Regions from separate parts of the Homo sapiens genome. Here region 2 is linked to region 1. Evidence: chromatin loops called from intact Hi-C (ENCODE). Cell type or tissue: endothelial cell of umbilical vein. All regions are shown on one strand. Links, peaks and the distances in the headings refer to the core of each region. The heading gives the core; the rest is flanking DNA. Region 1 has its middle 39 kb from the start of FOXK1. Region 2 overlaps FOXK1 (forkhead box K1).

The links. A loop is a pair of places that touch in the nucleus more often than their neighbours do. Peaks named below come from ENCODE experiments on the same cell type or tissue, not always from the same donor. Only the 100,000 strongest peaks of a DNase experiment are listed, where the experiment ranks them.
Region 2: it touches region 1 in a loop (4-fold over the local background); 2 of 110 quality-filtered maps call a loop at or near these places.

Annotation. Positions count from the first base shown.
Region 1 is chr7:4,638,567-4,647,455 of GRCh38, forward strand. No RefSeq gene overlaps it. Among named protein-coding and RNA genes, the nearest start is that of FOXK1, 39 kb to the right of the region's middle. RefSeq lists silencers at 339-388, 399-518, 3,054-3,253, 3,354-3,743. In endothelial cell of umbilical vein, for the core only: a CTCF peak has its summit at 3,624; a DNase peak (open chromatin) is centred at 3,325; H3K4me3 peaks cover 1,317 bases; H3K27ac peaks cover 819 bases.
Region 2 is chr7:4,706,020-4,708,519 of GRCh38, forward strand. The region is part of intron 1 of FOXK1 (forkhead box K1); the gene reads left to right. Among named protein-coding and RNA genes, the nearest start is that of FOXK1, 25 kb to the left of the region's middle. RefSeq lists enhancers at 77-718, 719-1,360, 1,361-2,002, 2,003-2,500. In endothelial cell of umbilical vein, for the core only: no CTCF peak of the experiment used is centred there; DNase peaks (open chromatin) are centred at 852, 1,082 and 1,532; H3K4me3 peaks cover 372 bases; H3K27ac peaks cover 2,500 bases.

The DNA.
Region 1 (8,889 bases), core at 2,400-4,899:
GCCTGGCCAACACGGTGAAACCCTGTATCTACTAGAAATGCAAAAAATTATCGGGGCGTGGTGGCACGCGCCTATAGTCCCATCTACTCTGGAGGCTGAGGCAGGAGAATTGCTTGAACCCTGGAGGTGGAGGTTGCAGTGAGCCGAGATCGCGCCACTGCACTCCAGCATGGGCAACAGAGTAAGGCTTGGTCTCAAAAAAAAAAAAAAAAAAACTCCCCCTCACCCCTTACTCATGTGCTCCCACTACCTGGTCTGGTCTTTCTATTCCACCAAAATAGTCCTGGCCTCAGGGCTTTTTGCACTTGCTTTTCTCTGTCCCTGGAAAGTCCCTTTTGATCCCTCCCAATCTCCCCATTGCTATCTCCTTGTCAAAGAGGCCTCAGGTCAAAGGGCCACGCCAGAGAGTTCTTCAGGATCACCTGATCCAGATCATGGTATTTTCCTAACCACCAATGCTTACCGCCAACCACCTGATGGTTTTGTTTGTGTTTACTGACCACATCCTCTGCAGGAATATAAGGTCCACGAGAGGGGAGTCCTTACCCATTTTCATCACTTGCGTCTCCCCTGCTCCTTTTATAATGCTTGGCATCTACCAAGCAAGGATGCCTGTTTATGCTAAACGAGGGCTCTACCATTTGAGCTAGTTCCCCAGCTCGAAGGATGCACGTTTATGAAACGAACAAATACACCAGGGGGACATGCTCATGAGAAGATAAGAAGCAGCATTTCCACCAGAGAACATCAGAGCAGCCCTGAGGCAGGGTGTTTGAGGTCAGAAAGGCAGCCAGGTGGGGCCGGAGGGGTTCAAGATGATGACACGGGCAGGGGCGAGACCCATCGGGGAGCAGGGCTGAGCCTCTTGGATCACAGAGAGGATATGGCCACGGGACAGACAGAATGTGATCTGATCTGCACCGCGAGTGGTAAAATAGGCTTAGCATAGAATTTAAAAGCTTAACCTTTTTTTTAAATTTTTTTTGAGATGGAGTCTCGCTCTGTCGCCCAGGCTGGAGTACAGTGGCGCGATCTCGGCTCACTGCAACCTCCGCCTCTCGGGTTCACGCCATTCTCCTGCCTCAGCCTCCCGAGTAGCTGGGACTACAGGCACCTGCCACCACGCCCAGCTAATTTTTGTATTTTTAGTAGAAACGAGGTTTCATCATGTTGCCCAGGCTGGTCTCGAACTCCTGACCTCAGGTGATCCACCCTCCTTGGCCTCCCAAAGTGCTGGGATTACAGGCGTGAGCCACCGCACCCGGCCAAGCTTAACCATTTTCAAGCGTGCAGTTCAGGGGCATTAAGCACATCCACACTGTTGTGTGATCACCACCACCCATCTCCAGAACTCTTTCATCTTCCCAAACTCAAACTCTGTCCCTATCAAACACTCACACCCCTCTCCCTCAGCCCGCAGCCTCTGGTAAGCACCATTCTACTTTCTGTACCTATGAATCTGATGGCTCTAGGAACCCCATATAAGCAGAATCATGCGTGGTCTGTCCTTCTGTGTCTGGCTTATTTCACTCAGCACCATGTCCTCAAGGTTCATCCATGTTGAAGTGTGTGTCAGAATCTCCTTCCTTTTTAAAATTGTGATCATGCCTGTAATCCCAGCACTTTGGGAGGCCAAAGCAGGTGGATCACCTGAAGTCAGGAGTTCAAGACCAGCCTGGCCAAGATGGTGAAACCCTGTCTCTACTAAAAATACCAAAATTAGCCTCGCGTGGCCTGTAATCCAGCTCCTTGGGACGCTGAGACATGGGAATCGCTTGAACCCAGGGGGCAGAGGTTGCAGTGAGCTGAGATCAGGCCACTGCACTTCAGCCTGGGCAACACAGCGAAACTCTGTCTCAAAAAATAATAATAATAAAATAAAGTTGTGATAAAATATACAAAACATTAGGGTAGTGGGGGGGACTAGGAAAAGGGGATGGTTGCTGGGTACAAAAATATAGTTAGATACATAAGTAAGATCTAGAATTTTCTAGCACAGCAGGGTGACCACAGTCAGCACTAATTTGCTGTACATTTTAGAATAACCAAGAGAGTGCAATTGGAATGTTCATCACACAGAAATGATGAATGCTGGGGGTGATGGAAACCCCATTTACCCTAATGTAATTATAATACAAAGATCTCATGTGTCCCATAAATCTATACACCTACTATGTACCCATAAAAATTAACAATTAAAAATTTTTAAATTAAAAATATAGGTCAGGCAAGGTGGCTCACATCTGTAATCCCAAAACTTTGGGAGGCTAAGGTGAGAAGATCGCTTAAGCCCAGGTGTTCAAGACCAGCCTGGGCAACATAGCAAGACCTAATCTCTGCCAAAAATAGAAAAAAACATAGCCAGGCACGGTGGCTTACGCCTATAATCCCAGCACTTTGGGAGGCCGAGGCAGGCAGATCACCTGAGGTCAGAAGTTCGAGATTAGCCTGGCCAACATGGTGAAACCCCGTCTCTACTAAAAATACAAAAAAATTAGCTGGGCGTGTTAGTGCACGCCTGTAATCCTAGCTCCTCAGGAGGCTGAGGCAGGAGAATCGCTTGAACCCGTGAGGCAGAGGCTGCAGTCAGCCGAGATCGTACCACTGCACTCCAGCCTGGGCAACAAAGCAAGACTGCGTCTCAAAAAAGAAAAAAAAAATTAGCTGGGTGTGGTGATGCCTGCCTGTGGTCTCAGCTATTTGGGAGGCTGAGGTAGGAGGAACGCCTGAGTCCGGGAGGTGGAGACTGCAGTGAGCTGTAATGCCACCATTGCACTCCAGCCTGGGCAACAGAACAAGACCCTGTCTGAAAAATAAAAGTAAAAATTTTAAATTAGAGATATATAGATATACACAACATAAACTGCACTCCACCCATTTTAAGGCTAAATCGTACTGCATGGTATGCTCCTCCCTAGGACTGATGTGTCTCGAGGGGGCCTCTTAGCTGCTGGGTGCAGCTGCCCAAGGGGGCACTGCGGGGCCCGATGCCGCCCTCCATCCAGGTCACCACTGCACCTCCACGACCACCCACAGAGGCCCCACTTTGCAGGCGAGAGCCCGGGCTCAGAGGCCAGTGGCCGGCCTGCGCAAGGACACGCAGCAGGTGAACCCTCCGCAAGGCGAGGAGCAGGGCTGGGAAGGGCGAGGGCGCCTCTCCGCGCCCCTCCCCTGCCCGGCCACAGAGCCCGGCCCCGCCCCGGGCCCTGCTCGCGGCCCGCCCTGCGCCGCCACTGCGCAAGCGCAGGAGGAGCAGCGTGGCGCAACCTTAAGGCGCATGCGCGGCCGGCGCAGACTTGCGGAAGGCTCCGTTCCCCTCGCGTGAATCCGCCGATCCGGGCTTTGGGGCCCGCCGGGAGCTCTGTTTATAAACACACGGCGCGGCTGCCGGCGAGGGGTAACCCTAAGGGGAGTGGGGTCGGAGGTCAGAGGTCAGCGGGCGCGGGGTCGCCGGCTGTGAGACCGGCCCCGCCACCCTCGGGGACTGCTGGCTGCGCAGCGTGGCCAGCCGGACCGCCCTACTGCGCACCGGGGCTGCCGGGGCGCCACGTGGTGCGCACGTGGTCCGGCCCCGGCGCGGCAGCTCCCCTCCCCCACCACGCGAGCCTGGCCGCAGCGCCCGCTGGCGGCGCGGCGTTGCACATTGCGCGTGCGCACAACTCGCCGCGAGGCGCCTTCCGGTGGCGCGGCGGGGTCGGTTGCCTCCTCGCGACGGCTGCGCCGGGATGTTCCGGGGCGGTGGGGTCGCCTGCCCAATGTCGGGTGCGCGAGTGACGGGTGGAAGCTGGATTTGTGCGCGTTCTTCAATGCTCCAAAGGGAGGAGGGAGCCTCCGAGAGTCCACGTGGGGCCGGTGGGATTCGCAGGGTCCGTTTTCTAAACATTGGGTGTCCTCGAACCTGGGGGCGCGGGCTGTGTCCGCCCCCAGCAGGGATGACCATGCCTGGGTCAGTGGCTGCATAAATAAATAAACGAATGGGGAGGAAATTGATAAAATATTAAAAGAGTGTTGTTTCAGAGTTTTTACTATGTCACCTCTTACAGATTTATGAGAGTTTGTTGTTTTTTGGAGAAGAGGGGTCTCCCTATGTTACCCAGGCTGGTCTCAAACTCCTGGGCTCAATCCATCCGTCCGCCTCAGCCTCCTGAAGTGCTAGGATTACAGGCGTGAGCCATGGTGCCCGGCCTGTTGATGAGATTCTACGTGAAATATATTGGGCGTTACCTAAGCACTCAGTCAGTGGTAGTTCTTATAGTTGTTGCTTAAAAACAGAAAGAAATGTCATACCGTGTTCTAAAAGGATTTGAGAAAGGTTTGCAAAGACTAAAAAGCAAGTGGCAGGGAAAAATAACATACGCAAACTTCCTCCTGACTTTTTCTGCCATTTTATAGCAAAGGCTCAGAATTGCATTGCCATTGTCGGTTGTTTCGGTAAAATTAGTGTTCCTCAAGTTATCTACTCCAGGGACATTTTTTTTTTCTTGAGACAGGGTCTTACTCTGTTGCCCAGGCTCGAGTGCAGTGGCACAGCCATGACTCACTGCAGCCTCAGCCTCCGGGGTCAAGTGATTCTCCTGCTTCAGTCTCCCGAGTAGCCGGGATTACAGGCGCGAGCCTCCATGCCCAGCTAATTTTTGTATTAATGTACTTTATAGGAGACAGGGTTTTGCCATGTTACCCAGGCTGGTTTCGAACTCCTGGCTTCAAGTAATCCTCCCACCTTAGCCTCCCAAAGTGCTGAGATTACAGGCATGAGTCACCACACCCAGCTCAGCAATATCCTTTATTATTTTATTTTTTATTTTTGTAGAAACGAGTCTCACTGTATTGCGCAGGCTGGTTTCAAACGCCTGGCCTCAAGCAATCCTCCCACCTCAGCCTCCCAAAGTGCTCGGATTACAGGTCTGAGCCACCGCTGCCAGCGCATCTTAAATACAGTCATGCATCGCTTGGGAAAGGGGATACCTTCTGAGAAATACATTGTTAGGCAATTTCATCCTTGTGTGAACATCATAGTGTGTAATTCCACAAACCTGGATGGTACAGCCTGTTGCTCTTAAGCTACAAACCTTTAACAGCATGTTAATGTGCTGAATACTATGAGCAATTGTAACACAATGGTAAGTATTTACGTATCTAAACGTAGAAAAGAGAAGGTAGGCCGGGCGCGGTGGCTCACGCCTGTAATCCCAGCACTTTGGGAGGCCGAGGCTGGCGGATCACGAGGTCAGGAGATCGAGACCATCCTGGCTAACACGGTGAAACCCCCGTCTCTACTAAAAATACAAAAAAAATAGCCGGGCGTGGTGGCGGGCGCCTGTAGTCCCAGCTACTCGGGAGGCTGAGGCAGGAGAATGGCATGAACCCAGGAGGCGGAGCTTGCAGTGAGCTGAGATCACGCCACTGCACTCCAGCCTGGGCAACAGAGTGAGACTCCATCTCAAAAAAAAAAAACGTAAAGATATAGTATTATAATCTTACGGTATTATAATCTTAGAGGACCACTATCATATATGGCGTGGATGGTTGGCTTATTGCATGATTGTAAATACCTACTATGTGCCAGATACTGCTCTGGACTCTGAGGTGCCTGGGTAACCTCTATTTAGGTCAACGGAAAATCTAAACGTGGTTACATTATAAAGCAAAGCCAGGAAGTACATATCCTAATGGTCAGGCTGATGGTACATGTTTAACAATCGGCTTGGGAAGGACTGCATATATACACACACATTTATTATAAATGTTACTGGTATGAAGCGTGTGTATCGTATCAATTGCAAATAATGATAAAACACACAATGCTCTTTTTGTTTGTAAATTCCATAGTCAGTTGATTCTCAGAGAATGCTTTCCTTTAGCATTGCTGAACTCCCGTGTCCATAGCCAACCTGTGCTTGAAACTGAATTGTAATATGCAGGGTTGAGTTGCTACCCAACCCACCATTTTCCCAGTAAATAATGTTTGGTTTGGTGGGGTGGCTCATGCCTACAATCCCAGCACTTTGAGATTGTATGGGAAGCCAAGGCAGGAGGGTCACTTGAGCCCAGGAGTTTTTGTTGTTCTTGTTTTTGTTTGTTTGTTTGTTTTGAAACGGAGTTTCGCTCTTATTGCCCAGGCAGGAGTGCAGATGTGATCTCGGCACACCGCAACCTCTGCCTCTTGGATTCAAGCAATTCTCCTGCCTCAGCCTCCCAAGTGGCTGGGATTACAGGCATGCGCCACCACGCCCAGGTAATTTTGTATTTTTAGTAGAGAAGGGGTTTCTCCATGTTGGTCAGGCTGGTCTCAAACTCCCGACCTCAGGTGATCCTCCCGCCTCAGCCTCCCAAAGTGCTGGGATTACAGGCATGAGCCATCACACCCGGCCAAGCCCAGGAGTTTGAGACCAGCCTGGGCAACATAGCAAGATCCTGTCTCTACAAAAAATAAAACAATTGGCAAAGCATGGTAGCATGCACCTGTGGTCTCAGCTATTTGGGATGCTGAGGCTGAAGGATTGCTTGAGCCCAGGAGTTGGAGGCTGTGGTGAGCCATGATCACACCACTGTGCTTCATCCTGGGCAACAGTGAGACCCTGTCTCAAAAAAAAAAAAAAGTAAAATAAATGTAATGTTTGACAGGAGTGTTGATATTTTCACTTATATTAACAAGTAAGAAATGAAGCAAAACACATATAGATCCGAACTTTATTTGTTCCTCAATGATGTCAGCAACTTCTTTGCTGTATTGGAGCATGGTTTTCTATTACTGGGTGAATAGTTCCTCAACATTTTGTGCTATTCACAATATAATGGCTGCAGACATCACAGAATTTGAAGTTTAACCACATTGTTAATTTTCTGTATTACTTATGTCTAGGGTTTGGCAAATGGATTCTGCAGAGTCAGATGGTAAGTATTTTCCACTTTTCCAGACACGTACAGTCTTTGGCACAGTCTCTTTTGTTTTGCTTTGTTTTGTTTTAACCACCCTTTAACAATGTAAAAAAAAATTTTTTAGCTCAAGCAAGAGCCAGATTTTGCCTCCAAGCCCTGAATTGTAGCATTTTCAGATTTTCACAGTGTAAATATCTCTGCAATAGTTGTTGCAAGCTGCAAAGTGGAGTATCTGAACCAATGCGGAGTATCTGAACTTGGAGTTGGGAAGATAATTTCCAGTATACAGATGGAGTAGAGTAACCTTAAAAGCATAGATTACAGTAAAATAATTAGAACATGATAAGTGTTGAGACCCTTTCAATAGAATTTATTTCACTGCAAGTTTAATGTAGGGTAATTTTTTTTTTTTTTTTTTTGAGATGAAATCTCTCTCTGTTGCCCAGGCTGGAGTGCAGTGGCATGATCTCGGCTTATTGCAACCTCCACCTCCTGGGTTCAAGCAGTTCTCCTGCCTCAGCCTCCCTAGTAGCTGAGAGTACAGGCATGCACCACTATGCCTGGCTAATTTTTGTATTTTTGTAGAAATGAGGTTTTGCCATGTCACCCAGGCTGCTCGCAAACTCCTGAGCTCAAGTGATCCACCCGCCTCAGCCTCCCAAAGTGCTGAGATTACAAGTGTGAGCCACTGTGGCCAGCTTAATGTAATTTAATTTTTAATAATGACTGTGTTTAACAGCCAATTAACCGAAATCCTGAAAGTTCAACAATCGGCTCTCGTGAACAGCTCCAACTCAGCATTAGTCTTATCTGTAAGTGGAGATGGGCTTTGGGGATGGTAGACAGAGTTCCATTTCTTAGCATGGGTCACCCTTAGATACACCTGAAAGTGACCTCCCCCAAGGAGCCACACCCCTGTATCACCCCCTCCCTTGAGCGTGTGCAGGGCTTGTGATGGGCTTCTAACCAGTGGAACATGGCAGAGGGGGCAGGTGCCATTGCTCAGATCTGGTTATGTTATATGGAAGGGGCAAGGGGCTCCTATTCCCATCGCTCCCATGATCACATGACATTATAGGAGACCCCATCTTGGTCCACTGGAGACAGAGACGCTCCTGCTGGCCTTGCAGAAGCAAACAGCATGTTGTGAACAGTCCCTGGAGAGGACCCCATGGCAGGGGACTATGAGTAGCCTCCAGGACCTGAGGGTGGCCTCCAGCAGAAGGCCAGAAAGAAGCTGAGGCCATCAGTCATATGGCCACAAGGAAATGCGTGCTGCCAGCAGGCTGAGTGACCTTGGGAGAGGATTCTTGCCCAGTTGAGCCTCCGGATGAGAATGCAGCCCAACTCACCCTGGATTACAGCCATGAGAGGCTCTGAGCAGAGGACCCAGCTGAGCTGTGCCCAGACTCCTGCCCCAGGGAGACCATGTGGTGCTAGATAGATGTTGGTTTAAGCTGCTGAACCTGTGGTCATTTGTTACACAGGAATAGCAAACAAATACATAATTATTCAACATATGGATGCACCTTTCTGTATGTGTATTACATTTCCCTTTTTTTTTTTTTTTTTTTTGAGACAGAGTCTTACTCTGTCGCCCAGGGTGGAGTGCAATGGCATGATCTCATCTCACTGCAACCTCCGCCTCCCAGGTTCAAGTGATTCTCCTGCCTCAGCCTCCGGAGTAGCTGGAATTACAGGCACCCACCACCACACCTGGCTAATTTTTGTATTTTTAGTGGAGAGAGGGTTTCATTATGTTGGTCAGGCTGGTCTTGAACTCCTGACATCAAGCAATCAACCTGCTTCAGCCTCCCAAAGTGCTGGGATTACAGGCATGAGTCACTGCACCCAGCCCATTTCCCAATTTTTAAAGGTTAAGAGACAAAACAGAAACATTAAAAAGGGCAGAGAACTGTACCAGCATGTTGGCAAGAGTGCCCTCAGATGGTCTAACAATGGGGAAAGAACTGGTGGGTTTTGGTGGGCTTGTTTGCCCCTAAAGAGCTT
Region 2 (2,500 bases), core at 1-2,500, 65 kb after region 1:
ATACGTGTATATACGTGTATATACGTGTATATATGTATATATATGTGTATATATGTATATATGCAATCCATGCTTATAGAAAATTGAAAAATACAGAAATGCGAGCAGGAGAAAAGCCACATAGAACTCTCCACAAAGGTAACAGCGAACGTCATTTCAGCGCGTTTTCCTCCTGTTTCCATTTAAAGAGATCTATAGCAGGGACTTGGCTGAAACCTTGTATTTGCATATTCACAACGGCTGCTGATCAGAATCACAACTGGTTAGGGGCTTAAATACTTAAAATAAAATACCCCTTTTCTGTGAATGATCTGTTTAAGTGGGTAAAGTGCTCTGGCACCCTAAGTTAGGAGTTTATATCTGTGACACTCCTTCCCTCCAGCTAAACAGCAAGGGGAGGTGGTCAGGGAAGTTCCAGGAATGCAGGCCTCTGGCCCTAGAGTGGGGTGGGGCTGTGGATGCTGACAGTTGGGGGCCCATCGGAGACAGTCCCAAGCAGCATGGCTGGGTGTCTGTGGTTCCCTCCTATCAAGAAGGAACCTCTCCACCCTTCCTCAATGTGGGCAGAATCCTGACACCCACCCCACCAGCTGGATGAGGTAATGCCAACAGTCACCAAAAAGCAAAATGTGATTTACAGTTCTGTCTGAATTGTTTTCGGAGTGCAGAAATGTAAAGGAGGTCTTCATCATCCTCGTGAAAGACACGTACAGGGTGAAACGTTCGAAAGCTATGTGAATGAGGCATGATTTCCTTTGTCAGTATCAGCCAGGTCATCGCTGACCCCGGAGTTGGGCTGACCTTCCTTGGCCGCCCGGATGCCGACCCCCAATGCCCCTGTAGCCTGGAACTGCTGGGTCGGCCTGTGCCTTCTCCCTCTCACCTCCCCCCGGGACTTCTGAGTTCCTTCTCCAAGGAGGGCTGTGCCCTAGACTTCCGGGCCACTTCCCTCTACCCTTGTGCAGGAAATAACTTACCTACTTCATGCCCTAATTGAATTCCATTGCATTTTCTTCTTAAAATAAAAGACTAAAAACTAACGGTTGCTTCCTGCCTTTGTCCGTAATGGCCACCTTCCAGTCTTAGAGAAGCAGCGATGTCTCCCCTCCGGGTTTCCCATGATGTTACGTTGCCCTCTTTGTTACCACCCCTGGTGCGGTGGACACAGACATTGCCCAAACACTAACGGAGAGGGAAGAGGTGCGGGGAGCTCAGGGCGTTCGGGGTGGTGTTCTGGTGGAGGGGACGCTGGTAAAGAGCAGGTCTGGCTCAGTGCTTATTTCAGGGAAAACTCTTGTGATGAATGGGCCATCCGGGATAAACAGATGGGACGGAGAGTGCAATTTACATAACAATTAAGCTAGTTTAGTACATCCGGCAATGCTGCTGAAAGCAGGCCTCTCCCTGGGCGGGCTTTCCGTGTTATTAATCTACTTTATGACCCAGTTTCCCCAAATGGATAATTTCGCCTTGGTAGTGTTAAGATGTATTTAGCGACTCAAGTATCTGCAGCAGCGAGAGGGTGGGTGTGGGAGTCGGTGAATTGTCTCTTACGCCTTCCTTTCCGGGTTTTCCTGGAGAAGGCTGCCTCACTGGGTCTTTGCAGTTGGCGTGTTCCCCGGTGCCATTCGTATCTGATTCATGCGTGTGCGACCAGTACTCCATTTCACTTTTTTTTTTTTTGAGACGGACTCTCTCTCCGTTGCCCAGGCTGGAGTGCAGTGGCACGATCGTGGCTCTCTGCAACCTCCGCCTCCTGGGTTCAAGCAATTCTCCTACCTCAGCCCCCCAAGTAGCTGGGATGATAGGGCCCGCCACCGTGTCCGGCTAATTTTTGTATTTTTAGTAGAGATGGGGTTTCACCATGTTGGCCAGGCTGGTCACGAACTCCTGCCCCAAGTGATCCACCCTCCTCAGCCTCCCAAAGTGCTGGGATTACACCCATGAGCCACTGCGCTCAGCCTGTTTTCACCTGTTTTCTGAAATCTGAGTAAATGTGGAGGGAGAGAGTGCCCTGGTGCTGGGGTACCGCCTAGTAACTGGTGGGGAGTGAACTGGAAGGATGAGACCAGTTCCTTTTCCCAGCCTGGAACCCGCCCCGCCCTCCAGGAGTGCTTGGAATGTGCTCTTTGAAGGGCCCGAGTCTTCCACCAAATAAAGGCTTTTTCAGATGCTGATTTTGGTGCTGATGCTGTGTGGCTTTGTTTGGGTTCAGTTTTTATCCTGGCTGGCAGAGAGGTCTCTAAAAATGAGTCCCCGATGCTTTGTAAACATGACCTAGTTGCCGCAGTGACCCCAGCCGCCCTTAGGAAAACTGGAAGCCCCCGTGGATCGGGATCCGGCCTCCTTCATCCAGGGCTGCTGGTCGGGGGAAGCTCACCCGAAGGTAAATCAGAGTGGATCTTGGGAAGAGACCACTTCCTTGGGAAAGGTTGATTAGGTTAAACTCTAACTTGACCTTCAGTTATCCAAAGTCTCTCTCCAGGGTTAGGGTGGAATT